2 separate regions of the Homo sapiens genome follow, and region 1 is linked to region 2. A link is a loop called in an ENCODE intact Hi-C map of the cell type or tissue named here. Cell type or tissue: CD14-positive monocyte. All regions are shown on one strand. Each heading gives the region's core, and the rest is flanking DNA. Links, peaks and the distances in the headings are about the cores only.

Region 1 (15,620 bases), core at 4,775-12,774, 58 kb after region 2:
TTGCATATGTTAATATGTATCTGTATTAGAGGGCCTGTATCTAGAGGGCCTGAATTAAAACAGAAGAATGAATGATCCTCCTTCTTTCAAACACTGTTACCTTCACCTCTCCAGTAAGTTCCATCTGGTCTGTTTAGAAAATAAGAAAATGGGCTGGGCATGGTGGCAATCCTAGCACTTTTGAGACGCCAATGTGGGTGGATCGCTTGAGCTCAGGAGTTTGAGACCAGCCTGGGCAACATGGAGAAACCCTGTCTCTACAAAAAATGCAAACATTAGCCAGGTGTGATGGTGCACATGTGTAGTTCCAGTTCCTCAGGAGGCTGAGTTGGGAGGATCACTTGAGCCTGGGAGGCAGAGGCTGCAGTGAGCCGAGATTGCACCACTGCACTCCAACCTGGGCAACAGAATGAGACCCTGTCTCAAAAAGAAAGAGAGAGAGAGAGAGAGAGAGAGAGAGAGAGAGAGAGAGAGAGAGAGAGAGAAAGACAGAGAGAGGAAAGAAAGAGAGAGAGAAAGAAAATAAAAAGAGAGAAAGACAATAAAAAGAGAAAAACAAAGAAAGAAAGAGAAAAAGAGAGAGAGAAAGAAAGAACCAACGAACCTGGGTACCTCTGGCAAGCCACTTTAACTTCTTTGAGCCTCAGTTTCCTCCACTGTAAAACAGGAATAGCATTACCATCAATAGCATCGCATGAGGAAAGGTGTTTGAACACGTTTGTGGATGGTAGGGGTCCTAGGGAGTTAGAGGATTGCTGGGGTTGATACAGGAAGGCCCCACATGTTGGCTTGGCTCTGAGGTGTCAGACCTCTAGAGGTGGCACAAACCACACAATAGCTGTGGTTCCTGCTGTCCTGGGACTTTTAACAATGACACAAGCCACATCAAGCTGCTTGAACAAGAACATGTGCATAATGTTCTTGTTTCCACCCCATACACCCATGAAGTCAGGTGCAGGGGCAAAAGCCCAGGGTGTGGTCTGAGTTGGATTTGGCTTCTGGGTTTGGGGCAGGGCCCGGGGGATTCAAATCTCCTCTGTCCTGCACACAGCATCATGGTGACTTGGGGATGGAGGCTGCACAGTCAGCCTGGCTGTTTGCAGCCTCTCTGCTCCTCCCTCCCTTCTCTGCTCTGCTGCTCCCTCCCTCCCCCTCCCCCTCACTGTCTCCAGCCCTGCAATCCATCACAGCTCTGTGTCCCTGCCCTCTGTGACCGCGTCTCTCTGCACCACTACTTTTGCATTTTGATGTTAAAACAATATTTTACCCAATATATGACAGCACTTGGAGCCTTTGCAAAGGCCTTTCACATCTGTTATTTCATTTGATCCTCACCAGGTTGCTGTCAGGTAGGCAGGGAAGGTATTATTAGTGAGGGTGGTAGTCAAAATATTTAACAGCCCATATATGATGGGCTCAACCATCAGAGTGGATGCAGGTCTAGTGCTGGAGAGGGCCCTGGAGGCATCTTCTCTTAGTTATTGGAGCAAGGTCTGGGGGAGGGGGCACTGGCGTGGGGACCTGGAAGTCTGGGGCAGTCCAGTGTGGGTGGGGGCAGACATGAAGGATTCAGGGAAGTGGCTTTTTGCCAAGCAGTCTGGAAGCATTTCTGTTTTTTCCTTTTCTTTTTATTTCTTTTTCTTTCCTTTTTTTTTTTTTTTTTTTTTTTGAGACAGAGTTTCGCTCTTATTGCCCAGGCTGGAGTGCAATGGCGCAATATCTCAGCTCACCACAACCTCCGCCTCCCGAATTCAAGCAGTTTTCCTGCCTCAGCTTCCCAAGTAGCTGGGATTACAGTCATGCACCACAACGCCTGGTTAATTTTGTATTTTTAGCAGAGACAGGGTTTTCCCATGTTGGTCTGTCTGGTCTTGAACTCCCGACCTCCGGTGATCTGCCTGCCTCAGCCTCCCAAAGTGCTGGGATTACAGGCATGAACCACTGCGCCCAGCCTCTGTTCTTTTTGTTTTTTGTTTTGTTGTTTGTTTTTTAGCAGGATTGAACTGTACTAGTGCTTACCATGGTCTGTAATTATCTGTCCAATTGTGGTAATGTGGGAACCGAGGTCCAGAGAGGTGAGTAACTTGCCCAGGGTGCAGGATGAAAAGAGGGCCGGCGGTGAGGTCGCTGGACTCCTCAAGCAGAGGTTTTTCTGCCGCCCCAGAGTGCAGGCAGATGCAAGGGCTTTCTTTGTCACCTCCTTCTTCCTGACAGAACAGCAGCCTTGGACAATGGCGAACAGCACTCTTGAAATCTGATCCCGGACCTCACACTTCTCTCCACACTTCTGTCACCATGTCTTCTTATCTTCTCACTGTCTCCTCTGTCTCACCCTCATGTGTCAAGACTCTGCCCCTGAATTCCCTCGCTTGACTGTCTCCTTGATTTCTCCATGGACTCCCACACCATCTGCTAGTTAGTACCTTGCTGGGAGCAATTTCCAGAAACTCCCTGAGGCCCTGATTCTGCTCCTGAGCTGCCCATTGGATATCTCTCAGATGTCCTGCTAGCTACCTCAAGTCAACATGTCCCAAAGGGACCTCACCACCTTTTCCTCCCAAACCAGTCCTCCCCTGTGACCTTGCTATGCCTGTAAGTGGTACCACCGTTCTTAATCCTCCTGGACCACACGGACCACCCGCTGGCACAGTGCCCATAATGGCCATCCACCTGCTGTGGCCTAATGCTTTGGAGACCCCAGTGAAGATCAGTTCTGAAGTTGAGACTGAGGCTGGGTCTGGCTTCCTGCAGCCCTTGTCCTACCCTGAGATCATGACCCCATCTTCCTTTGCACTGGTGTGTTCATTTTTTTGTAAATATAATGCTATTTTTATTGAAATAATTCATATGTACTACTTAAAACCAAATAGTCCTACTAAGTATATAATGAAAAAACAGATTGCTCCCTGTGTCATTTCTTTTTACTTGTGATTACTACTCCTTAGAGGTAATTGCAACATTTTTTGCTGTTTCTTCAGGTATTTACCTCCATTTTTCAAATGCGGTAAATGGTAATCTTAGATTTTTTCATTCTGGACATTATCTATTGATTTTTAATAAAGATGCTGTCAATATCCCATCTGTATGCCTTAGACTAAGCTTGTCCAACCTTCAGCCATAGGCAACATGTGGCTCAGGACGGCTTTGAATGTAGCCCAACATAAATTTGTAAACTTTCTTAAAACGTTGAGTTTTTGTGTGATTTATTTATTTATTTATTTATTTTTGATGGAGTCTCTTGCTTTGTCGCCCAGGCTGGAGTGCAGTGGCACGATCTCAGCTCACTGCAAGCTCCGCCTCCCAGGTTCACGCCATTCTTCTGTCTCAGCCTCCTGAGTTGCTGGGACTACAGGCGCCCACCACCACGCTTGGCTAATTTTTTTTTTTTTTTGTATTTTTAGTAGAGACGGGGTTTCACCGTGTAAGCTAGGATGGTCTGGATCTCCTGACTTCGTGATCCGCCCTCCTTGGCCTCCCAAAGTGCTGGGATTACAGGCATGAGCCACCACGCCTGGCCTTTTTTTTTTTTTCCTCACCATCTATTGTTAGTGTTAGTGTATTTTATGTGTGGCCCAAGACAATTATTCTTCTTCCAATGTGGCCCAGAGAAGCCAAAAGTTTGGACATCCCTGCCTTAGACATTTCTAAGCAGCATTCTTCCTTACTTCTAACTGCCGGGGGCTGCATCTCTGTATCTGAAAGCTTCTGGGGTCTGCCCTCACAGACTAGACATACCTAGAAATTAATATGCCATCTCCCCCAATCCCAGCAGTCCTCAACTAATGGCTGTCAGGAGCTGGAGTATAAATACCTCAGCTCCCTCCCCCATGGGTGCGATAATTCCAAAGCATGTGTTTTGCCCCATTTCCCAGAGTTTTCCCAGTAAGATTAAGCTCCAATCGCCCACAGCTGTGCCTGGCTTAATCACACATTCTTTATTGGCTGTTTTCCCTTCCCTACATCACTTTCCCAACTCCCTGTGCAAGCTGTCCCCTGCATTTCCCAAATAAACTACTTAAGTCTCAGAGTCTGCTTCTGGGGAAACCCAAACTAAGATAACTTCCTTATAGGAAGATGAGGATTTACCTTCCTGCCAACTTCTTTCCCTGAACACATTCTCTTAATATCATTGTAGCATGGTTTTTAGTTAAATCAACATTCAGTATATACATTATTATGACTATGTAAATATTGCTTGCAACCGAGCAACATAAACTAGGATTATATTTTTTAAAAAAGCATTTCCCTTTAGAGTTAATAATACCTTCTTTCTTTTCTTTGCTTAGTTTTCTATGTACTTATCACTAATTTGTCCCCAACTCTCTTATAGAGTAGAACTCTATATAGTAAAATAAATCATGTTATCTCTATGTTCTATTATTTCCTTGGAAACCACTCCTGAAGCCTGGAGTTTTCCTGCTCCAATGTGGACTGGTTGCTTTCCTGGTTTGCTACGCAACTATTATCCTGGGGCTCCCTTCATTATCATTCTAGAAAGTTCTTTTCCCTCTCTCTCCTATATGAATTCCCCTATTGTCTGTGTCCCATGTCTTCTTTCATGATTTACTTTCTCTTCACGTCTTTTATGAGAATGGGTACATCAGAGACAAATTATTTGAAATCTGGAATGTCTGCAAATAACTTTGTTCGTGTTTTATTGACAATTTGACTTGCTAGAGAATTCTAGAAAAAAAATTGTCTCCCAGAATTTGGTGGAAATTTGTCTACTGTCTTCTAGCTTCTTCTTTTTTTTAAATAATTTTTAAAATGATTTAAAAATTTTTAAATGATTTATTTGGTAATTATTCCCCAGACTTTTCTCAGTTCCTCCTTCTGGAGCTCCTGCTTTTATTTGTTTCTATTTTACTTTACATAGTAATTTATTTCAAAAGTATATTTAATACTTACACATGTATTATTTTATTAGCTACTTTGTAATATGATTATACATTTTTGCATTTGAAATGCTTTATATATTTAATTCTGCAATTTTTTAATTTTATGAATTCTGTTTTTTACAATGTTATTGAGGTATATTTGAGTTTTATAAAATTTCCCCATTTTGAGTGTACAATTTAATGGCTTCACTGGGCGCAGTGGCACCTGCCTATAATCTTAGCTACTCACGAGGCTGAAGTGGGAAGACTGCTTGAATCCAGGGGTTTGAGACCAGCCTGGGCAATATATGAAGACTCCACCTTAAAAAAAAAAAAAGACTTTTAAATTCACCAAGTTCTACAACCATCACCACAAACAAATTTTAGAATGTTTCCATCACCCCAGTAAGATCCCTCATGCCCATTCCAGCATTTTTTCCCAGTGTATTCTGAACCCCAATCATTTGTAGGTGACCTAGTTTTTCCTCTCTACAAGGTTCTGCTCTTTATTTCTGATATGTTACAATGATGTGCCTTAATGTGATTTTTTTTTACTATCCTGGAAAATTTTCAAAGAATTTATTTGGTAATTATTCCCCAAACTTTTCTCAGTTTCTTCCTACGGGAATTCCTGTTATTCTGGCATTGAGCCTTCTGGAGTAATTGTTTGATGCTTTAATCTTTTTCTTTTATTAATTCTTTTTGTCTTTATTTGCCTTATTTTTAGGAGATTTTCTAGTTTTTTGTCTTCTAAACCTATACAATATTAAAACTTTAGCAATCTTGATTTCCAAGAGCCCATTCTTATTCTCTGAAGGTTTTTTTTCCATAGCCCCTGATATTGTTTCCTGGGTTCAATGGTTTTCTAGCCCTCTAAGGATATTAAATATGCCGTTTAAAATTGCAGTGAATTCTCTGAATTGTCTCTGCTTCGCCTGAGTTTTCCTCCCTCCCTGCCTCCCTCCCTTCGTCCCTCCTTCTTTCCTTCTTCTCCCTTCTCCACCTCTTCTTCCCCCTTTTTCTTCTACTGGGTTTTGCTTTAGATCCTCTCTTCCTTTCCTCACCATCCGTTCATATTGAAGAGTGAGGCACTGAAAAGCTCATTGAAATCTCTGTGTGTTGGGGCAGGGCTGGTTTAGTGGCAGGCCGCACCTTAAGGTTATCAGGTAGGAAGCTAATGTTTTACTGGGGATTCCCCAACCAAGGTCAACCAATGCCATTATCAACAGGTCTTTCTCTTGAGCCAGTCAGTTTACCCAGCAGGACCTTCCCCAGCCTCTTTCCTCTAGAATGTAAGCCAGGCTTCCAGAATTCTGGGCTCCCCCGCTTTCCCTTCCCATCAGAAGGAGTGGGTGATCACATTGCTCAAGAATGAGACTTCTGCCTGACCAACATGGTGGAACTCCCTCTCTACTAAAAATACAAAAAAATTTAGTTAGCATGGTGGCACGTGCCTGTAATCCTAGCTACTCAGGAGGCTGAGGCAGGAGAATCATTTGAACCTGGGAGGCAGAGGTTGCAGTGAGCCGAGATCACACCACTGCACTCCAGCCTGGGTGACACAGCAAGACTCCATCTCAAAAAAAAAAAAAAAAAAAAAAAAGAATGAGACTTTCACTTGATCATCCTGCTTTCTCTATGCTGCCTTACCTCTTCATCTTCCATGCCTGGTGCCTTCCCCAGATCCAGAATCTCTCCTTCAGCCTCTCCAGAGATTAAGCCTGTGTTTTGCAGGGTGGGATGAACAAAGCTGTTTGCCAGGGCTGGAGAGGAGAAGCTGACTTTCAGCTCATCCTTATGTTTGCAGCCCACTCCATCCCATTAACTTCACAGTTACCCATACCTCCATTTTCTAAACTCTTCCGTTCTTATTTTTTGTTGTTTTTCATGTCAAATTGGCTTCCTTTTTGAAAGCATCTCTGCCCCTTGCCTGCCCTGCAGCCAGCTTTTTTTTATCTGCTAAGTCAGTTAATACTCATCCAATGGGATCTTTCTTCCAAAATTCTTTGACATCATCCATCAGCTGTTGTCTTTTCTCTTGTTCTGATAGTTCTTGTGGGTTTAGACTTTACTACTTTACTGTCATTGTAGGAACAGAGTCAAACACATGGGCTAAATGTGCCAAGTCTAACCAGAAATTCTCTCCCTGTCCCTGCTGCCACACTCTTCAGCCTGACTCACGTTTCCAGCCTGGAATGCTTACTACTCCCCAGACAAACCCAGCTCTTCTTGGCCTCCTTACCTTTGCTGATAACGTTTCTGGAATGTACTCCTTGTCTCCTTTCCATCAAGACTCATCTTAGGGATCATACCCATGAAACCTCCTCCAATTTACCGCTGCTAGAGAAACATCTTGTCCTTTCTAAAGCTCATGTCATGTGCATGTTTCACCTCTCCTGAGGCACCTATGGTATGAACATCCATCGCTCTGCTATACAAGTTCTTTGAGGGAAGGGACAACAGCTTACCGTCTTTGAATCCTCTTCAGCCAGCAGTTGATCTACCTATCTATCTATTATAACAAGAACCATAAAAATTAAATGTCTGCCATAATGTGTACAGGCATTTTAACCACAATGGTCTCTAACACCTACAGTAATTCTACAAGGTAGGGTATTAGATTTAATTTTTAGATGGACACTCTAAGAGGTTAAACGACTTCACCAAGGTCCCATAGCCAGCCAAAGGCAGGATCTGAATTGAAGCACTGGTTTCTTTGTCTCTAAAGTCTATGTTTTTTATCCCAGCTGCTTTGTTTCAGTTATCTTTTTAATTTTAACATTTTATTGCTACCTTTTTATTTTTAACTTGGGTACTTAACATTTTTCTTTCACCTGTATATTACTCCTGCCACTCTGAAAGTGCAGGTGCAGTGTGGTTATTTTGCTCATTCCAAACTCCTGTGCCTAAAGCAAGAACCCTCAGCTTGGCCCTGTGGATCCATATCTGTCATTTATCAGGCATAATTGACATATTGGGTCAAGCAATTAGTAACAAATATGGTTAAGGGCATGGGCTCTGAAGAGAGGTTCAAATCCTGGCTTCTCCACTTACTAACTATGAGTGTGGGCAAGTTACGACCTCTCTATGCTTCAGTTTCCTCTTCTGTAGAATGGGCTTAGTAACGCCTGCAGTATATACGACAAAAGGTAATGGCGAGAATTAAATACATGTAAACTACTTAGAAGAGTGTATGGCACTTTATAAGCACTAATTGATGTTACCTATTGTAGTCACATATTTTGTCTCATTTAACTTACATTTTATACCAACCCTATGGAGTAAAAATTATTATCCTAACTTTGCAGGTGAGGAAGCTGATATGCAGATGCAAATTGAGATCTTCCTGACTCTAAAAGCATTTTCTTTCTTTTCTTTGTTTCTTTTTTCTTTTTTTTTTTTGAGACGGAGTCTCACTCTGTCGCTCAGGCTTGAGTGCAGTGGCCTGATCTCAGCTCACTGCAACCTCTGCCTCCTGGGTTCAAGCGATTCTCCTGCCTCTGCCTCCCGAGTAGCTGGAGTTACAGGCGTGCACCACCATGCCTGGCTTGTATTTTAGTAGAGACGGGGTTTCACCATGTTGGCCAGGCTGGTTGTGAACTCCTGACCTCAAGCGATCTGCCCGCCTCCGTCTCCCAAAATGCTGAGATTACAGGCGTGAGCCACCGCGCCCGGCCTAAAAGCATTTTCTTAACCACTGTGCTATACAGCCAGAGAGACAGATGATACTTGTGGACATCCTGCAGGCTGTTAAATGTTGGCGAGCCTACGAACAAGAAGACACTGGTCTGGACACTGGTCTCCAGTGCAACTCCAGAGAGGATGTGAGGGTATCATTACTGGGTAGGGATGTGCCACCCCAGGCTGGGAGTCAGGAAACCTGAGCTCTAGGCCTCCCTGTTGTGTGGACCCCCACTCTCTGTACCCTCCACTACCACCCCCAGGCCTCATTTCTCTCATCTTAGAGATGAAGGGTAGCACTGGCCTCCTGGGGCTCCTTGTAAAGGCTCCCAGCAAAACCAGGTATCTGCTGAATGCCAGCACCATCTGGTGGCCATGGGCCATAACCCAAGCCCATTGCTCCCCACTGCCACTTGGTGGCCACTAATGCCACCTTAGGTTTGCCAGGCATTTCACATTAAAAAAAGAATCATTGACATGATCACATGCTATCTTTTCAGCAACTTGAAGAGATATGTAGGATTTGGTACTATCTTTTCCTGACAGGAAGCTGGGGCCCAAAGAAATTGGGTAAATGGCATGGAGTCACATGGCAAGCTCACTGGCTGTCACAGCCGGGTTTAAAAGGCTCCGAAATTTTTTTTTGTTTGAGACAGAGTCTCGCTCTGTCACCCAGGCTGGAGTGCAGTGGCACGATCTCGGCTCACTGCAACCTCCGCCTCCCGAGTTCAAGTGATTCTCCTGCCTCAGCCTCCTGAGTAGCTGGGATTACAGGCATGTACCATCACGCCTGGCTAATTTTTGTATTTATAGTAGAGATGGGGTTTCACCATGTTGGCCAGGCTGGTCTCAAACTCCTGACCTTGTGATCTGCCCACCTTGGCCTCCCAAAGTGCTGGGATTACAGGCGTGAGCCACCACGCCCGGCCAAGGCTCTGAGATATTAAAGCTACCTATGAAATAGACTTTGCAGGCATATCGAGAATATACCAAGTGCAAGATGCATTACACAGGTCATTTAATTTAGTCTGAGCATACAACCGAGACTCAGTGAGGTTTAATTTACTCAGCATATAGGGTGTGACAGAGGCAGGATTTGAACCCCAGATTCTATGACTCTAACCAGCCCTATTTTTCTCCTCCTCAATGTCTGGGGCTGGCCCTGAAGCATACAGAACAATTAAGGCTTCTACCCTCCAGAATTCTGCAGTTCTTTAGGATTGAATCCATAAATTTTAGCTAGGCTGATAGCTATCCAGAATATAGACTTCATTTTCCTGCCTTCCTTGCAGCTAGAAATGGACCAATGGTAAGTAAGCAGGACTGGTGTATGCAGTTTCAGAAATTAAAGGGAGTGGGCACACCCTTCTTTGCCAGCAGCTTCTAAAACAACTCCCAGTGACCCTACTTCCTGGAAGTCATGCCCTTGTGTAGTTGCCTCCCCTGGAGTATGGGCTGGAGCTTGTACTTCTAACAGATAGAGGGTAGCATAAAACAATGGAAAGTAACTTCTTTTTAAAATTATTTGTTTATTTATTAGAGACAGGGCTTTGCTCTGTCACCCAGGCCGGGGTGCAGTGGCACCATCATAGCTCACTGTAACCTCAAACTCCTGGGCTCAAGCTATCCTCTCACCTCAGTCCCCAGAGTAGCTAGTACTACAGGCATGTATTACCATGCTTGTCTAATTTTCTTATCTTTTGTAGAGATAGGGTCTTGCTGTATTGCCCAGCCTGGTCTTGAACTCCTGGCTTCAAGTGATTCTTCCACCTCAGCCTCCCAAAGTGCGAGGATTACAGGTGTGAGCCACCATGACCAGCCAGAAGTCACTTCTAAGATCAACTTACAAAAGACTGTGGCTTCCATCTCCCTGACATTCTTGCTGGCTCTTCTTGCTTGCTCACTTGGATGAAGCAAGCTACCATGCTGTGAGCTGTGTTATGGAGAAGCCCATGTGACAAGGAACTGAGGGCCCTCTGACCAACAACCAGTGAGGAACTGAGACCCTCAGTCCAACAGCCTGTGGCAAACAGAATCCTGCCAATAATCATGTTAGTGATCTTGGAAGAAAATCCTTCCCAATTTGAGCCTGGAGATTTCTACAGCTTGGGCCAACACCTTGGTTGCAGACTTGTGAGAGACCCAAACCAGAGGACCCAGTCAAGCCATGCCCAGAGTCCTGACTTATAGAAACTATAAGATAATGCATGCTATTGATTCATGCCTCTAATTTGTTGGGTAGTTACACAGCAATAGATAACTAATATACCTTCTTTCTTCCTTTCTTCTTCCTTGCTAATTGGAAAATGGATGTGATAGTTGGAACAGACATCTTGGACAATAAAACAGACTTGAGGATTGAGGCCCTACATGGAGGAACAATGAGATAATAGAAGTCTGGGCCCTGACACCGTGATGATTTTGAAATGTCTTTCTTTCTCAGCTGACTTCAACCCTTCCTCTTTTTGTGTTACCCTTTTATGTAAACAAGGCTATGTCCAAGCAAAGTGGCGAAATAGGTCAAATTTGCCTCTGATATCCTAGTTGTTTCTGCATCTTCTTTACTCTTTCCTTGACATTTTCCTTGTCTAATGCTCAGTCCTCTTCAGTCCTTGTCTAATGCCCAGTCCTGCCTAGGATCCCCTTTAAAGCCCAGATCCTAGCCCTGGACATTTCTCTCCACCCTCTTCTTGCTATTGAGTTCTGGCAGAATGCCCAGTTCTAAGTTCAAAAGGCTGATAAGTGATGTGATTATTTGCTGCAGGAGTACAGGAGCAGTGGCAGGGGTGGGGCTGGAAGACAAAATAAGCAGATTTCAAATGATAACATTTCTGGAATTGTGAAATTATTAGAAAGAGAAATTTTTTTTTCTAAGGCTGAAAGAAAGAGGGATGAGGGAAGGCATTAGAATGAATGAGTGAATGAAAAGTGAAAGCCAGCCTGCTGTTGAGAATACAAAACGGTAGAGAATATAGATACTATTCCTTTTACGACTTTGGGAAGCAATTTATGATTCCTGAGTCCCTCTTTTTTTGTTGCTATTCTAGTAATGTTTGGATATAAAACATGATACTTGCTATAGGTCAGGAGAATTTGGCCTTTTGAGCTTCCATAATTTATTTCTATCATGGATCTTGTAAATGTTGTGTTTTTTAGTGTTGTCTTCCTGGCTAGGGATCAGGTACTGGCTTTCATTCATATTTGTGTTCCTGGCAACAAGCACTGTGCCTGGCACATAATAGGTACTCAGTCAATGCTGGAGTATGCTGTAAGGGAGATCTTTATTCCTCGATCCTGACTTTGGAAGCATTCTCAGGTTCATGCATGTGACACCTCCTTCACACACAAATATAGGCTGTCATTGCAGAATTTGTTCATTTATGTCACACAAATTTATGGAGCTCCTACTCTGTGCCAGGTACTATTCTAGATGCAAGGAGTACAACCATAAACGAACTAGACAAAAGTCTCTGCTCTCATAGTGCTTATGTACTGGTGGGGAAGACAGAAACTTAACAGATAAATAAGTACACATATGGTATGTTGGATGATGACAAGTACTATAGAAAAAAATAAAGCATAGGAGAGTGGTGACAGAATGTGGGGAGGATGAGAGTGGCTAGGGAAGACTTCCCGGAGGTGACTGTGGCAGGAGCCAGCTATACTCCCTAGAATTCTGTGCTCCTCTACACTCCCTGGCCTCTGTCGTAATAAAGCAGGGCTGGGTGGCTGGTGCTGGCCAATGGACTGTGAGCCGAAGGGGCGCATGTCACTTTCAGGCCAAGGCAATTCAGAGTCAGTGGGCTTTCTGCACCCCTCTCTTCTGCCTCAGAGCATTTAGAGGCCATGTGTTTAGAAAACAGTGTCACCAGATGGAAAGAAACTGGGTTCCCGAGAACTGAGTGGAGAAGAGAACTGCTCCTCATCTTCCTTGTATTTATTGCCCTGACTAATGCAGTGACATTTGAGCAAAGCCCTGAAGAAGGTGAGTGAGTGAGCCAAGTGGTTATCTTGAGAGAGGAACACCCCAGGCAGAGGGAACATGAGAGTGACAGCTGGACTAGGTTGAATCACTTACAGAGAACCAATTTTATGCCTCTCCAGCCTGCTTGGACATTTTGACTCAATGAAGTTTGCATATGTATACATGCAAACACAAAACTAAAGACTCCTGATTTTTAGATTAAAAACCCTGTACACCAGGTTTTGGTTTTGGCTTTTAAAATCATTATTATTTTCATTATTATTTATTATTTTTTTGAGACAGAGTCTCGCTCTGTTACCCAGGCTGGAGTGCAGTAGCACGATCTCGACTCACTTCAACCTCCGCCTCCCAGGTTCAAGCGATTCTCCTGCCTCAGCCTCCTGAGTAGCTGGGATTGCAGGTGCCACCACGCCGGGCTAATTTTTGTATTTTTAGTAGAGACGGGCTTTCGCCATGTTGGCCAGGCTGGTCTCAAACTCCTGACCTCAGGTGATCCATCCTCCTTGGCCTACCAAAGTTCTGGGATTACAGGCGTGAGCCACCTCATCCGGCCAAATTATTTTAATAAGCTTGATTCTTTAGAGTGATTTTAGGTTCACAGCAAAATTGAGAGGAAGGTACAGAGACTTCTCATACACTGCCTGCCCCAGGCACAGATGGTCTCCTCCACCAGAGTGCTACATTAGTTACAGCTGATGGACCTGCACTGACACATCATTACATCATTATCATCCACATCTACAGTTTACCTTAGGGTTCATTCTCGGTGTTGTACATTTTGTGGCTTTGGACAAATTTATGATGTTTCCACTATTATAGCATCATACAGAATCATTTCACTGCCCTAAAAGTTCTCTGTGCTCCAACAAGTTCCCTTTTTAAAAAAGGAAAAGAGGCCAGTTTATTTTGTGATTGTGAGCAAAAAAGAAATGACAAAGGCATCCATCTCCTATTCTCTGCCTTTTGCTCTCAGGAACAGACATTTTTTTCCTTCAGAAGAGATGTGGCTTATTCTAGATGCAGGGGTAATAGTGATGTCTGGGTCGAGGTCTGCATCCTTCACTCTTGGGGAGAGCTGGAGGCAATAGAGCCGGTGTAAGGACACCATCCAACTGTGGCAGCCCTCAGTGGCGCCCTCTTCTAGCTCCTGTGCACCCCGCAGGCCAGCCCTCACTGCTTCCCAAGGCTCTGAGAGCTCACATGCAACCTTTTTTCTCATTGGCTTAATTTCTCTTAAGACCACTTCACAAAAGCTCCATTGTAATCACTATCTGCTCAACTGCTTTCTCTTACTTACAAGTTTAGTAAACACAAACATTCTTCTGTCTAGGTCTTACTGACCTGTAGAAAGTTAACTGATGAATGGTACATTTTAAGTCAAAACATACTCTCTGAACCCCAAACATAGTAGAGCTTTTGGTACTCTTTCCAAAAAGAAGAAAATCATTACACTATTCTATATGGAAAAATTCCAATATATAAGCTGATGCAAATTTTGCCTTGCAAAAAAATCTCAATACCTGTGTTTAGATAAGTACAAATGAAACTTTAAGAAATTCCAGTATCACTGTTTCTCAAACTTGGATATCGTTCAGATCCTTTGTAAGGGGAAAAGATTCTCACAGATATCTAGAGTTAGCTTATAATTTTTTATAATGTTGCATACATATATGTGTATGTATATATGCAAACACAAAACTAAGAGCTCCTGATTTTTATAGATTTTATGCATCTATAAAACTAAAAAAATAAATTGAATACAAACAAAACTACCAAATGAGGAAATGCAAATCTACAATTTTGATTTAATATAAGGAATGATATTTTGCTGGAGCCAATATTCACATGAATATTGTAATACTGTGTGATGACTCAATTCTCCCACTACCCTTTGTTAGTGCAGCACACCACAATATAATTTGCCTATAACTTGGTGTGACCACATCATTTATTTTAAACATCATTCTCTGTTTTTTTTTCCTCACAAGTCTGTAACAATTCACTCAGTACTATTTGCAATCACAAATCCAGCAGTGAAACTGCATTCCCAGAATAATTATAAAGGGCTGATAAATTTATATAGATATTCCACTCCAATAGTAATCCCATACAGGTTAAAATGAGAGACCATTTCATCTATCATATTGGCAAATCTTTTTTTTTTTAAGATAAAATAAATGCCAGTGGGGGTGCGTGTGATGGGCACCACTGAGAGCTTCTGGTGAGAATGAAAACTGGCCTGACATTTCTGGAAGGCAGTTTGACCACGGGTATTCACAGACTTAAGAGTTTTCAAAGCCTTTGAATCAGTAATTCCACTTATAGGTTGCTAGCCTAAGGAAGGAAATAATTTTAAAATGTGGGCAAAGATAATGTGTAAGGATATTCATGGCAATGTTCTTGTTAGCAGTAAAAAATAGGAACTCCTGTATATGTCCAAAAATAGTGGAATAATGAAATACATGAAACTATATCATTAATAATTATGTAGCCATGACAAATAATATTTGTGAACAATTTTAGTGATGGTGGATAGTGCTCAAGATATAATAGTGAAAAAAAGAGGATGGATTATTAACTATATATCCTATAAATATATAGAATACACAACTAAATATTCTATGCAGTTCTATTATGTCACAAATGTAAATATACAAAGAAAAAGATCCAACGGATAAGCCAAAACTATAAGTGCCTTTTTCTGGGATGTGGGTAATTTCTGCTTTATTTTAAAATATTTCCTGAATTTTCCAAGTTTTCTACAATAAGCACACATTTTTTTTTATTATTATTAAGGCAAACAGCCCTGGAAAGGATAGCATTTGAGATTACTTCCTGCTGTGAACAGAGGTACATAAAAGGGCTGTTACTTTGGAGAGGTCTCAGAGTCAGTCTGGACCATCCTAAAATATTCTTTATTATAAGTTGAAATCTGCCTCTCTGCAACGTCCATACACAGGTCGTAGGCTTGCTTTCTTTCTACAGCTATTCAGAATAAGTCTATGAGTGTTGCAGAGATATTTCAAAAGGGTCAGTTTTTTAAAGTAATGGCAAAAACCGCAATTACTTGTGTACCA
Region 2 (14,277 bases), core at 3,679-11,678:
AACCCAGCTCCCCTGACTCCCTATCCAGTGCTCTTCTCATAGATTACATTGCTTCAGCATCCACCTGGCTATTGCTCCATCCAGGGGTTACAGGAGTCACTGACTGTTTTGGTTGCTTCTTGGTTGGAGGATGTTGTGCCTCACCGATGAGAGGTGGGTATTGGTGGGCAAGGCCACTAAACAGGTCAAAAATTCAATTGTCCCCACATGGCCTTATTGGCCCCTGCAACACTGGGCAAGTTGACAGACGGGTTGTTTGTGATTGCCAGTGCCACGCTCCCTGTATTCCCATTGTCTGGAAATGTGGCAGGAGGGCAGTTGCCTCTATTTTGAAGACTGCAGTTGCTATGGACCCATCAGAGGCACAGACATTCTAGCGAGTAGATCTCTGGGACCGGCTGTTCCTCAGCCTGGCAGGACTGGTAGAGTTAACTGCGAACTGCTCTCCTCCCCATCTTTGCAATTTCTTCCAGAGAGAAGGAGCGAGCACTCTGCCATCTACATATTTTCAGCTGAGTTATATTTTGCATAAAGTAAACTTAGCAAACAGAGAACACAGTGAGAATATATTTGGCTTTGAAGCGTCAGTGCTCTGACAGGCATTTCCTATTAGCTATCTCAGAGCCGACCAGCCCGGCTGGGTTTTGCTTAAGTGGCATAATTCTCCTGCAGTGGAGACAGCTCATTCATTAGTCATTCCAAAAGCCAGATACAAAATATCCTTCTCTAAGCCAACTCCACCAACCAGCTCCCCAGCCCGGGTGGAACAATGAAACTGTGAGGCTTACCAGCCTGGCAAAGGTCAGCCGGAGAGCTACCTGTCTGCGGGCTTTGGAAGATAGCTTTGGCTTCAGCCTTTCATTTCCCTCAGGAACAGGAAGGACGCGTCTTCCTCCTGTTGGCAGAGGCCTTAGGATCCTTACCGAGGGTGGGCTTCTTCCCATTTCACTACAGCGTCACTTGCAACGGCACCAAGCCCTGATTTAACACACTCTGTTTTGTTTGTGTTTTTTTAGCCGGAAGCAAAGGTACCAGTTCTTAGAGGAAGCATAGGAATGTGTCCCTTCCTGCTCGGGTCTCTCAACTGAACTCAACCCTTCCTTGATTGATTGACAAGCATGTTATCTCTCATAATCCCTGCCCGGTAAGGGCTGATGTCCCCATTTTACAGATGAGGATATTGGAGCTCAGAGAAGTGAAATGATTGCTGAAGGTCACACAGCCTGGCTTCAAGCCTCTCGGGCTCCAAAAGGCATCTTCTGTTCTCTCCGTCAGGAAGCCTCTTTTGGATGATTAACTGAGATTAAAAATGAAAAGACACATGAAAGAAAGGTCCTTTTTTTCAACCTGACAAGAACTAAGAATGCCTCTGTATTCCAGGCACCCAGACCAGGGTGGGCTGGAAAGCCAGCCAGAGAGAAAGCAGGAGAAAGAAAGCATGTTCTAACAGGAAGGTTAAAGCACCCTGGGATGTGAGTTGGGGTGGAGAAGTGAAGAGGGCAGTTCTCACAGGGGCAGAGCTTGGTTTGGGGTAGGCTAGGAGCTGGGACCAGAAGAGGGACAGGGAAGGGTTTATTGTGGGTCCACGGCCCAGCTCCACTGCATGGGCCATCTGACAGCGCCTGACCGAGCAGAATGCCAGGGTGTAAAGACCCCACTAATACCCAGTCAATGAGAGGAACGCCAGAGGAGCACCCAGAATGTTCTTGTGCAGAGGCAAAGAGCAGGAGTTTGTGACCACAGCTGGCAGTCCATGTCATCCTCACTGAACGACCTCTTAGCATTCCAGGTGGACAAACATATTCACAGGTGCCCAGACAAATGAGGTCTGCGGGAGAGAGACAGGCTACATCAGAGGTAGACTATGTATTTACATAAAGTAGGAATAAGAGTCTCAGAAGCCTTCCAAAGCAGATGTCTGCTTAAACCTCTTGAGCGGTGCCCTCCTTAGCCTGGAAGGAAGGCCTTGCTCAGGTAGTCTCAACCCGCATCTGTGGTGTGATTTAACACCTTCCCCTTCATTCCACCACACTCTATCTCAAACTATCTGTTGTTCTCAAACACACAGAACACTTTCACTCCACCAGCTCTTCCACATGTGATTATCTTTGCATGTACTTCATCTTTCTCATCTACAGCCCCACCTGGCAAACTCCTACTCAGCCTTCAAAACCCTGCCTAAATGTCACTGAATCTGGAAGCCTTCTTCATCTTCTCAGTACACATTTGTCTGTATTCCTGATCCTTTGTCTATAACTCTGGTAAATCATTGATCCTAGTGCACTGTCAAGAACTTGTCCTATTTTATCTGTAGATTCCCAGAGCCCAATCAAGATCCTCACATGTAGAAAGTAGTAGATCAATTAAATAAAGCAAGCACAGCCAGAATGGCTGGGAATTTGAGAGCATGTGCCCCAGAATGATTGTACCTCAGACCTGGAAGAAAATGTGGAGTTGATCTAAGTAAACCTGATGTTTGAACGCCTCATCTGCATTCACAGCCTGAGGTAATATACATAAACCACCTAATCTAGTAACTGGCAGGTATTAGTCAGTGAATGGTGGCTGATATTTTTGTTTTTGTTGTCATTTCTTCGGGAATCAAAATAGACATAGAAGAATTCGCAGAAAGAGCAACAGATCTGCAGTTGGGGCTGTGGCTCTGCCTCTGAGACTCTCCCTTTATGACTTTGAACAAGTCATTTCACCCTCATGAGGCCTCGATTTCCTCATCAATAGTTTGGGATACAACTAGGTGTCCTGTAATTGGTGCCTTTCAGCTCTAATCAAAACAAAAACAAGACCCAAGCAAACATCATCACTGACAGATCTGAGGGAATCCAGCTCAGATCTTCCTGGTGTCATCTCTGATCAGAAATCAGGGAACCAACCCTGACCTTAATGGCCCTTCTAGGGGTGTGCTCTTCCCCTGGGCAGAGCCAATCCCCAGGGAAGCAGAAACTCCTACTTGCCAAACTCCTGGCCAGTCACACCCGCTTTGCCATCCTGGAGAAGGAGGGACTGTTGTGGAGCTTGTGGCAAAATCCCTCTTCCTCCCCCAAACACAGCTATGATTAGCTGTGTCCTCACCACGAAACTGCAGGGGTGTGTGCGGGTGAGTCATAGCTGTTCAAATCACATTTATAGAGAGCTCGCATGGCAGGGGGCTTGGTGGCTGTCAGAGGCACCCCAGTTCCCTTTCTCTACCCCCAACAATTGCTGAGATTTTAGGACCCAGGCATTTGGGTTACAGAGTTTCAGAATCATCTGCTGATGCCACCGGCTTCTTATGCCAGGCCCCAGCCACCCAGAGCGGCTCCCCTGGAGGAGGAGGGGGCTTGGTCCTCATCCCATTGCCCATCCCATCCCACCTGGGAGAGCTGTCCCAGGGTCAGCCCCAGGCCTGAATTGTCACTGTCTCTCACCACCCTCTCCCTGGGGCCTGCCATTCCCAGGACCACTCCGAAGGAATCAGGTACTCTCTCCAGGTGCGAACCCCACAACCTCCAGGAGCCCCAGCTCCTGCCACTCCATGCCCTAGGCTCACTCGTAGCTGTTGGCACAGGTGTCCCAGCCTCTCTGAGCTGTGCACTGTGGTCTCAAATGCCCCCTCCCACTCCCTTTCCACCCAGCCATGGGGACCCTGACAGCTCCCATCGGGAGCTGAGAAAGAAGCAGAGGCCTCTTTGGTGGAGGAATCCCGGCAGGCCGGCAAGTCCCAACAGGCCGATGTTGGGCTGCTGCAGGCAGACAGTGAGTCACCTGGGTCCCCGCTGCTTACAGGACAGAGCCAGAATAATGACAATAATAATAGAGGTCCACGGTGCTGTTATTAACGCCCACCTTTCCTCCCAGGACCATGTCTCCTTTATCCATCTGACAGCCCTTGGGGCAGGGAGGGGCCGAGGGCCCAAGAGATTTTGTTGCCCTGTCTTAAATAGGGGGGAAACTGAGGCTAAAGTTGTTTCCCACTGAACTGCTAGTCCTGAGAATAGGACTCTGCCTCCTAATGTCCCCGATGCCAGGAAAGTTCTGCAGCCCCACAGTTAGTGGTCTCCTCACTGACAAAGCTCTAGGCTCAGGGAGCAAAGAGCCCACATTTCTGGATTTCTCACACTCTGTCCTCTAACCCTTACTTACAACAACAGCTCTAGGGACTAGTTATGATTATTATCCTCATTTGATGGATGAGGAACTTGAAGTTCAGAGAGGCTAGGTAAATTCCCAAGGTCATGCAGCAAAGGAGAAGCAGACCCAAGACGTGAAGCCAGGTTGGTTTGACTGTGCTCTCTCACTCAGGGTCCTGTAATCCAGGATCTAGAGTTTCCAAGTGTGGCTTCCTAGGCCTTTTGGGCCTGCTCTTCTTCCATTGCCTTCCCCACCTGGGCTCCCTCTATCTCAAGATTAGGGTTCCTCCCAGGGCCCCCTGGAGGCCAGCTTTCATTTTCATCTTGAGCAGCCGTGGAAAATTAAGGACTCAACCACTTTAATTTTGGGGTCTTAGTAATTATCTGACACCACCCACTCAACTCTACCCACTAGTTATTACAATAATAACAATAATAATTTAGAGAAGCGATGGCAATGATCACAGCGTTTACAGAATCCGGGACTGGGCGGAGATAGATATAGCCTCACACTTCCTTTTTCTATCAGTGTGGTACTAGTTTTGGGAGTAAGGACTGTTGGAGTCTAGTCAGTTCTGGCAAGGATGCCATATATCACATGACTGAATGTGCCCCTAAATGCCTGTGTACCTTCATTTCCCCCTCTGTAAAATGTGGGAAAAAGTCTTGCAAGACGATGTGCTTTCAGCTTCCTGAAATAAAGTCATGATAAGCAACCTTTTCTTTTTCGCCACCCTATAGTCACTATTTACAATGACCCAGGAGTCTGATGCCTAAATGATACATTATCTTCATGCTCCAGTCTCCCACTGTCTGACTGCCCGGCTCTTCTTTGACGAGAGATCTCACCGATTGCGGCCCTTGGCCTTAGGAAGGGTGATGGGCTGGGCTGGAGGCCTGGGCTGAGCTCTTGGGTGCAGGGGGAGCCTCAGCTTTTCCAGCCCTCATCCTCAACGGCTGCCTCTGCCAAGGCCCTGGAGCTACAGAAAGCAAGACCAGTGCCTGAGTGCAATAAATGCTTTTATTAGTCCTTTTATTAATGACGGTTGGTATTTGTTGAGAAGCTGGGACAATAGTTATTCCAGTAAGAGGATATTAAGCTCCCTCAAACAGGCCCTGTATATCTAACAGGCTCTGGCCCCCAGCCTCCCCTGACGCAGCTCTGTTACACTGCAGCACACCCCTGGCCTCCCAGCAACTCCAAGAAGGGAGAGGAGGGATGGGGGAGGTAGGGATAATCTGGTGTCATTAAACACACAGGCCTTTGTGGAGGTTACCGTACACCAACAGCAGGAAGCTTTTTCTTCCTTCTGAGAGCATAGGGAGCCTATGTGATTTTGTTTTTTTTTTGTTTGTTTTGGTTTTTTTGTTTTTTGCTACCCCTGTGCTCCTGGCTATTTTACCTCCAGAGCTGCTGGTGATAAGTTGGTAAAGGAGGACCTCCTTAAACCATTTGTTAAACCATTTGAGACTGTTCCTAGTACTTGTTTTAAGCTATTTTACATGATTTTTAATGTAATAAACACATTTATAATACTATGTGGTGGCAATGTTCTGAGTGCTTTTCAAATACTAATTTATTTAATACTCATAACGTCTCAATGAAGTAGGCACTATACTTATCCTTATTTTATAAATGAGGAAATGAGGCCCAGAGAGGTTAAGTGACTTGCCCAAGGTCACACAGCTGATAAGTAACAGAGTTAAGGTCTAGAGACGCAGTTGTCTCTAGAGTCTATGCTTTTTATCCGAAATTTCAAAACTGAGTCTGAAAAGAACTGGGAAATATTGCCTAAATTCACAAGCTTTATTGCTTTACCAAAAGGAATTAGATATTCTCATGTAGGGGATGGTATAATAAATTATAATAGAGTTCCCCCAGAATCAGAGCATCTCTGAGATGAAAGCGTCCTTGAAGGTCATCAGATCTAATCCTCTGACGAATACAAGAATACTCTCTGCAGCATCCCTGATACGTGATCCTTCAGCTTTTGGCTGAATATCTCTAGTGTCAGGGAGCTCATTACCTAATCCAGCAGACCATCCCAACTTCGGGCTGTTCTCACTGTTAGAAAAGAAAGCTCTTGGCCGGGCGCAGTGGCTCAAGCCTGTAATCCCAGCACTTTGGGAGGCCGAGGTGGGCTGATCACGAGGTCAAGAGATCGAGACCATCCTGGCCAACATGGTGAAACCCTGTCTCTACTAAAAATACAAAAATTAGCTGGGCATGGTGGCGTGCTGTCTGTAGTCCCAGCTACTCAGGAGGCTGAGACAGGAGAATTGCTTGAACCTGGGAGGCAGAGGTTGCAGTGAGCCAAGATCATGCCACTGCACTCCAGCCTGGTGACAGAGCGAGACTCTGTCAAAAAGCAAGCAAGCAAGCAAGCAAGCAAGAAAGAAAGAAAGAAAGAAAGAAAGAGAAAGAAAGCTCTTTTCTTTCTCCAGCTGGACTGAAATTTAGCTCCCTTTAACTTAAATGGACCAGCTTTGTCTTCCAGAATTGGGTGGGCAGCAGGGCAGGGGAAGCCTTATCCCTTTTGTATAGGGCAGTCCATAAAGTGCTGAAAAATAATTTTTTTTTTTTCAGACGGAGTCTCTCTCTGTCACCCAAGCTGGAGTACAGTGGTGTGATCTTGGCTTACTGCAACCTCTGCCTCCCGGGTCCAAGTGTTTCTCCTGCCTCAGCCTCCCGAGTAGCTGGGACTACAGGTGCTCACCACCACGCCCAGCTAATTTTTGTATTTTTAGTAGAGACGGAGTTTCACCATGTTGGCCAGGCTGGTCTGGAACTCCTGACCTCAAGTGATCCACCTGCCTCAGCCTCCCAGAGTGTTGGGATTATAGGCATGAGCAACTGTGACTGGCCTGAAAAATAGCTTTCATGTCTCCCTTAAATCTTTTTTTCTCTTCTGGCTTAAACTTCCTTAGTTCTTTCATGGCCATGGTCTTCATTTGTTTTTTTAATTTCCAGATTCTCAGATTCTCCATCTCCCTGTTTCCACCTCTCTCTGAAGCACCAGAGCTCATCAGTGTTCATTTTAAAGCGATGTAGGGGCCGGGTGCGGTGGCTCACGCCTGTAATCCTAGCACTTTGGGAGGCCAAGGCAGGTGGATTGCCTGAGTTCAGGAGTTCAAGAACAGCCTGGGCAACACAGTGAAACCCCGTCTCTAATAAAATACAAAAAATTAGCCGGGCGTGGCGGTGTGCGCCTGTAGTCCCAGCTACTCGGGAGGCTGAGGCAGGAGAATTGCTTGAACCCGGGAGGCGGAGGTTGCACTGAGCTGAGATCGTGCCACTGCACTCCACCCTGGGCGACAGAGCGAGACTCTGTCTCCAAAAAATAAAAAAATAGAGTGATATAGGAATGAAACACGGCACATCAGGTGTGGTCCTGCAATGCTGAGTGCAGGATCATCACCTCCCTTATCTCCCTTGTTCATATTCTACATTTCCAATGATGCAGCCTAAACTTGCCTTAGGTTTTTTGACTCTTGACTCACAATGAGTTTGCAATCAATGTGTAGCACTTTTAGCTTCTTTTTCCAAATTCTGAATTTGTACAGCTGTGCTGGGTTTTTTTGTTTGTTTTTTAAGCCCAAGGGTGGGACTTCACATTTACTGCTGATAAATTTCATCTTGTTAAATTCAGTTCCTTGTTGTAACCTATCAAGGCGGACATGGAACCTTATTCTGTTACCCTATTTTATGATTTCCTACTTGATTTTGTATCATCTGAAATTTTGATAAATATGCCACCTGTGTTCCCATTCAGGTAGTCACTAATTGTTTTTAAAGCTGGATAGGAAAATTTTCCGAGGTTGGGTTTATGGAGGAAGATGAGGCCAAGCGAGAGTGACTCTGAAGGAAAGATTTCTGTTTGGATGGATCTGAGTGACGACGAGCGCTGTGCACCTCTGGGGGTGTGAGCGGCTGGGTAACCAGGTAAAGTCTCCCATGGCATCATGCCTGCGTCAGAGCCTGTGACCCATGACGAGGCCGGAAGGCAAATACTGATAGCGCCCAGTTCATAGAGCTGATTGTTTCCTATATCCTCTGCTGACAAGTGTTGAGGGTGTGAAATAGAGGATATCATAAAATAGAAGCAAGGCCCATTGTGAGGCGACAAACAGGACTTTCAGATCAGAAAAAGCCAGGTGCTTGCTGTCAGCATCAAGACCTCCAGAAGTAAAAAAGAAGACATTCTTGGAGCAAAAGTAGAATGGACAAAAAAAGTGCTTTAGCACACTGCTTGGAGTTTGAAAACATTTTTCTCCACTTAAACAACCCTTCTGTCATTCCTTAGAGGTCATACCTGAAAGCCAAAGAATCAGGCTGAGGCCACATCATTGGGGTTGACAGCAGGGGTTCTCAGTTTATCCCCAGGGGTACTGGAAATGAATTGAATGTTGCAATCTTGCTACCGCGGGGCCTGTAAAGCACTCAGCCCACTCCCCACCCCGAGCACCCAGGGAGAATATTTTTAGCTGTCTTTGTAATACCCACGCAAATTGTTCTCCTCCTTGTCCACTTCAACCCAGTCTCTTATTTTCTAGTTCCCACCCCTTCTTCACGCCACCTCCCCATTCCACCCCCCAGGCCAGGAGTCTGGAATGCTATGGTGTTCCAGGCCCCTGAGTCAGGTGCAGCTGCAGGGACCAAGGTAGGTTTTGGCACCTGGGGAGAGGGGCAATTCTTGATGGCTGAGACTAATGGGATTTCCAAGACAGTCATGAAGCAGAGATAGAACCAGTGCCCAAGTCTAGGTAGGACAAGCCAGGAAGGATGTACTGGAGAGCGCCTGGGGCCAAGAGGGAGCCCGTATCTGGGGCAGAACAGAGCCATGGACACTGAACGGATGAGCAGGCAGTGCCTTGTGCGCAGCTCTTCTGGCCACAGGCAGGGCATGCGTCTAGGGCATAAGGGCCAGGCCAGGGGAGAATGTCCTCAGCTGTATGACTCCCTGGCTCCACACTCTGGCCTTGATGCAACTTCAGATTCTCCTACTCCAGTAATGCACTGGAACCTGCTTTGTCGATTTGCTGAACTCGATGCACACACCTACTCTCAACTCAGTAGGTTCTTCCCTCCCTTCAAAGGGCCTGTGATCATGGTAAGAGACATTCCTGCCACCTACCTTAGCCCATTGGTGCCCCACTAGGGGGACCACCTCACCCGGCCTCCCTGCTTGGCTGGGGCAGGGGCTGCTGGACACTTAACTCGGCATCAGGCACCATGCCCATTGAGACCTGAGCTCAGACAAACAGAAGGAGGCCAGCCTCCAAAGGATGGAAACCACTTATCTGCACAGAGCCAACATTTCCATTAATTTAGTACACTGAGACCTTTTTTCAGTGAAGTATTTAAAAAGAAGATGAGGCCGGGTGCGGTGGTTCATGCCTGTAATCCCAGCCCTTTGGGAAGCTGAGGCGGTTGGATCACCTGAGGTCAGGAGTTCAAGATCAGCCTGGCCAACATGGTGAAACCCCGTCTCTACTAAAAATATAAAAATTAGCTGGGCGTGGCTGTGCATGCTTATAATCCCAGCTACTCTAGAGGCTGAGGCAGGAGAATTGCTTGAACCTGGGAGGCGGAGGTTGCAGTGAGGGGAGATTGCGCCACTACACTCCAGCCTAGGTGGCAGAGTGACACTTGGTCTCAAAAAAAAGAGAAAGTGAATAGAATCTGTTTTTTGGCTGTGTACGTTAAGGAGGCACACAAGCAAACTCCTAAGGTTTGTCTGATTGAATATTTCACTTTACAGTGTATCTTCAGGTCACACCAATCCAGTCTCTGGCAGACCACTGGTGTTACAAGGCCATAGGCCTTATTTTAAATTATTATTATTTTCTATTATTAAGCAAATTCTTATTTAATAATAGAAGCAAATAAGTGGTCTGATTCTTTCAGGCCTAGGCTTGTGAGCCTGTGTTAATTTGCATGGTTGAGTTATTCATGCTGTATTACAATCTAGTCTATCAATTTCTTTTTTTTTTTTTTCAAGACAAAGTTTTGCTCTTGTCGCCCAGGCTGGAGTGCAATGGCACGATCTCGGCTCACTGTAACTCTGCCTCCCAGGTTCAAGTGATTCTTCTGCCTCAGCCTCCCGAGTAGCTGGGACTATAGGCACGTGCCACCACTCCCGGCTAATTTTGTATTTTTAGTAGAGATGGGGTTTCACCATGTTGGCCAGGTTGGTCTCAAACTTCTGACCTCAGGTGATCCACCCGCCTCAGCCTCTCAAAGTGCTGGGATTACAGGCTTGAGCCACCATGGCTGATCTAGTCTATCAATTTCCTACACATTTTCCCCTCCAGATTGTCATTAATACAGAGTAAATTAAAACTCTAAACCCGGGGGTGGGGAAAGGGGGTTAGAATGGGATTTGAGAACTGAAGGATGATCTCTCTACATCTTGCCCCAGTGTCCTGGACCCCAAGAATAGAAGAAAGCAGACATTGCCGCTCACCACTCACTGTTCTCAACTCTAGAAGGAGAGGAAAATGGGAAGATAGCACAGATAAACACACCAACTCCACCCAAATGACTCAAGTGAAGGCGCGTCTCAGAGTCTTGTGTTTTTCTGAAACTCAAGGCCTGCACAAGGAGGAGAGCTGTCCAGCTGCCTGTGCTCGAATGGGAACTTCATAAATCTCCAGAAAGCCCCTGACCCCTTCTCTTTTCACTCTGGCTCTATTTCCTTCTTTGCTGAGGTCCCCATTTGTCAAAGCAGAAGGGAATTACATCAGTCAGTTTTGAATCAGTCAAAACAGAAGTAAGTGGACAGCCTTCTTTGGAAAGGAAGAAACAGTGGTGGGATTTTTTTTCTAACCACCCTCGACTTATTAGGCAGCACAAAGCATGCTAGAGAAGGGTAGCCAGGAGTGTAAAGTACATGAAGCGGCAGCAATATGAACACTGGATGGAAAAGGGGCTGGGTAGGAAAGCAAGGGCTGGGACTCAGCCTCATGGTTCTCCCTCTCCCCCTGCAGGTGAGAAGAGACAAGTTGAGAGTCAGAAACAGCAGCTTAGGGATGCGCAGGTGTGAATATGTGTGGCTGCTGGGGTGCACATGCACACACTGATGCAAGTAGTAAGTACTGTGTGAGCAAAATTGGCTTCAACAGAAAGGAGTCCAGGGTAAGAAAGAAAAGGTGGATGAAGTAGAACCAGAAAATACGCTGGGGCCAGGAGCAGTGGCTCATGCCTGTAGTCCCAGCACTTTGGCAGGCTGAGGCGGGAGGACAGCTTGAGCCCAGGAGTTTAAGACCAGCCTGGGCAACAAAATGAGATCCCTATCTCTACAAAAAATAAAAAAATTAGCTGGACATGGTAGCATGTGCCTGTGTTCCCTGCTATTTGGGAGGCTGAGGCAGGAGGATTGCTTGAATCCAGGAGATTGAGGCTGCAGTGAGCTGTGTGATCATGCCACTACACTCCAGCCTGGGCAACACAGAGAGACCCTGTCTCAAAAAAAAAAAAAAGAAAAGAAAAAGAAAAAGGAAAGAAAGAGAGAGAGAGAGAGAGAAAGGAATAAAGAAAAAGGAAGAGAGAAAGAAAGAAAAAATAAGGAGAGGGAGAGAAAGAAAGAAGAAGGAGGGCAGAAAGGAAAAAGAAGGAAAGAGAAAGAAGGAAAGAAAGAAGGAAAGAAAAGAAAGAAAGAAGAAAGGAAGAAAAGAAAAAGAGAAAGAAGGAAAAAGAAAAAGAAAGAAAAAAGACAGAAAGAAAAAGATATTCTGGGCAGTAATAATGATAATGATAACAATAACCATTAAGGAAAATAATTGATGAACATATGCTGCATCCATTCATTCTATATATACAGCATGTTCTAGATGCTGAGGAAATGGCAGGAAATAAAGTGTCTGCCTTCGTGGAGCTTATGTTCAGGTGTAATATATGTCAGGCATGTTACACACATTATTGCATTTATGGACCATATGAAGTGATTTCTATTATCCCCATCCTTAAAATGGTGAAACCGAGGCACAAAGAATATTCAATAACTTGGTTGAGTCTCACAGACACAACCGAGTAGCGGAGCCAAGATTTGACCCAAGTCTGCCGGACCCCAGAGCCCTTGCCTCTGACCCCTCTAGCGGGACACATCACCCCTCGCTGGCAGGAGCACACGGATGGTGCCTGTTCGGGCGTTCAAAGGGACAGACACTCTACCAAGACCACAGAGGTGTCCTAGAGCAGGGGGCATGTCGCAGAGGACCAAGACGTCCCACTTTCTCTGTGATTCGAGCATGTGGGCCAACTCCTGTAACAGAGGGGTTCTGCATCTCTCTCATCTTTCTCTCATTCTTCTCTCTGTATTTTTTTCATGTCCTGAGCTAAAGCCCCACTTGTCCTGCCTTAGTTATTAGAACTTGTTAGAAAGACCATTCTCCCTCCTGGAACCTCCGTCTATCCGTCTGTTAAAAAGCAGGATTGGATTAGTTGGTGTCTGAAATCTCTTCTGGCTCTAGAATTCTGTTATTATGGGGAAAATTCCATTTTGGTATTTCCTCCCCTCCCCTGACCAGGTGCCTCTTCTGGAGAGAATCCTCAGCTCAGCGGATGTTCCGAAAGAGGTGAATGCCCAGGGGAGCCTTTCCCACACTGGTTCTAAGGATTCCCTTGCAAGGATCCTCTGATTTTCTATGGGACCTTTCCTTTTGGGAAACAAGAGTCCTTGAGAGCCTGCAGCTCCAGAGAGAAGCAAGCCTGGGCTTGGCCTCTGGATGCAGAGGAGGGGCTGAAGTTGGGGGAGAGGCTGCTGCCGGTCAGGATGGAGCTAGTCCAGGCGCTTGCCTGTCCTCTTGGACGTACAGAGCTGGGGCAGTCCCAGAATAGTTCTAGAAAAAATGAGCCTGGGAGAAGTGGAAGGCAGTTGGGGCCAATCGGAGGCCCCAAAGTCAGCACCCAGGAAAGCAGGTACAGTTCAGGCTGCATGGAGGGTGGGTGGGGGGCACTCTGGGAGGATCCAGCGAAAACATCTGAGAGAGAAGGGACATGTTACCAAATGGTAACGTGCTACTCATCAAGGTGAGACGGGTCCCAGCTTTTCACCTTAACCCTGGCTCGCTTTGCATTGCCTCGTGGCCCTTCTGGCTGGTCAACCGTGCTAATGTGAGCTTTGTCAACTGGGAAGGTGACGCGGCCTCGTGTGATCCAGGCCGGCCCCGTGGCTAAATGCAGCCAGGGTCCCTGATAAGCTTAGGCAACTTATTAAGTTACACAGGAAAAGTCGAGATGGAATATTAATTCTGCACACCTCTTCTCTCTGCCCGGGGAACCTGCCTTCCTGGGTTTTGGTTTTCAAAGGCTGAAATAGATATGGAGATTTCGCACTTAATTAAAGGAGAAGTGTGCTCAATTCAAGTCTTTTCAAAACCATTTTGGTTCTGAGCTCAGTGGAGCCAGTGGAGACCCAGTCACCATCTGGCATGAAAGGTGTTAACTCGGAGTCTCCGGTCAACTCTAGACATCAGATCCAGAAACAAAGAGAATTAATTTCGGAGGCCCCCTCAGATGCCCCTCCTCTCCAGCCTGTAAGTTGAGAGCCTCTGTATTGACTTGCTAGGTATTAAAAAATTAGGTCTGAGAGGTCACCTGCGATGCAGAAGACCAGGTGCCAGAGCTCACCCAACAGGCCAGGATTATCTTATCAGCTAGGCTGATAAAACTCATGAAAGTCTGGCCATAAGGAACAAATATTTATAAGCCCAGCACTTTTCGGTCCACAGCAGATTAGGCACAAAGTGTGAGCAAGAGCAGAGGGGGGCTGCTTCCTGATCTGAAACTCCCGGGGTTCGTCCTGTCTCATTAAGGAGAATGCATGTTTGAAAGCTGAACTGTTTAGGGGACACTCTCTCCTCTATCACATGACTGCATGCCAGCCTGGTGAGGAGGAAACTATCTTTACCTCCATTTTACAGTTGAGGACACTGAGGTTCAGGGAGGTCAAGTGACTTGCCCATTCGCTCAGCTAGGAAGTGGAAGTTGAACACAAGTATTCTGACTCCAGGCCTGTGTGCTTTCCACAGGCCGGTGGTGGCCTGGACTGGATCTCACTTGACTGTCCTGTAAGTCAGCAGCTCCCCAGAAGGCCCCTTCATTGCCCTAGTCCCAGGGTCACAGGTCCAGCTCCCTTGGCAGAGGAGG

The links. Hi-C counts contacts between places; a loop is a spot of excess contacts. Peaks named below come from ENCODE experiments on the same cell type or tissue, not always from the same donor. Only the 100,000 strongest peaks of a DNase experiment are listed, where the experiment ranks them.
Region 1: a loop joins it to region 2, with 8 times the contacts of the local background. A loop is called at or near these places in 1 of 110 quality-filtered maps.

What each region holds. Positions count from the first base shown.
Region 1 is chr3:184,794,509-184,810,128 of GRCh38, forward strand. No RefSeq gene overlaps it. Among named protein-coding and RNA genes, the nearest start is that of VPS8, 9.8 kb to the right of the region's middle. In CD14-positive monocyte, for the core only: CTCF peaks have their summits at 8,970 (motif pointing left) and 9,174; DNase peaks (open chromatin) are centred at 8,953 and 11,013; H3K4me3 peaks cover 1,516 bases; H3K27ac peaks cover 3,238 bases.
Region 2 is chr3:184,737,619-184,751,895 of GRCh38, forward strand. It overlaps LOC107986163 (a long non-coding RNA gene), which reads left to right. Exons shown (of 5, transcript NR_160768.1): 4 at 1-153; 5 at 1,017-1,327. Among named protein-coding and RNA genes, the nearest start is that of LINC02069, 28 kb to the right of the region's middle. RefSeq lists enhancers at 3,028-3,546, 8,551-9,052. In CD14-positive monocyte, for the core only: CTCF peaks have their summits at 11,241 and 11,447; a DNase peak (open chromatin) is centred at 10,783; H3K27ac peaks cover 1,579 bases.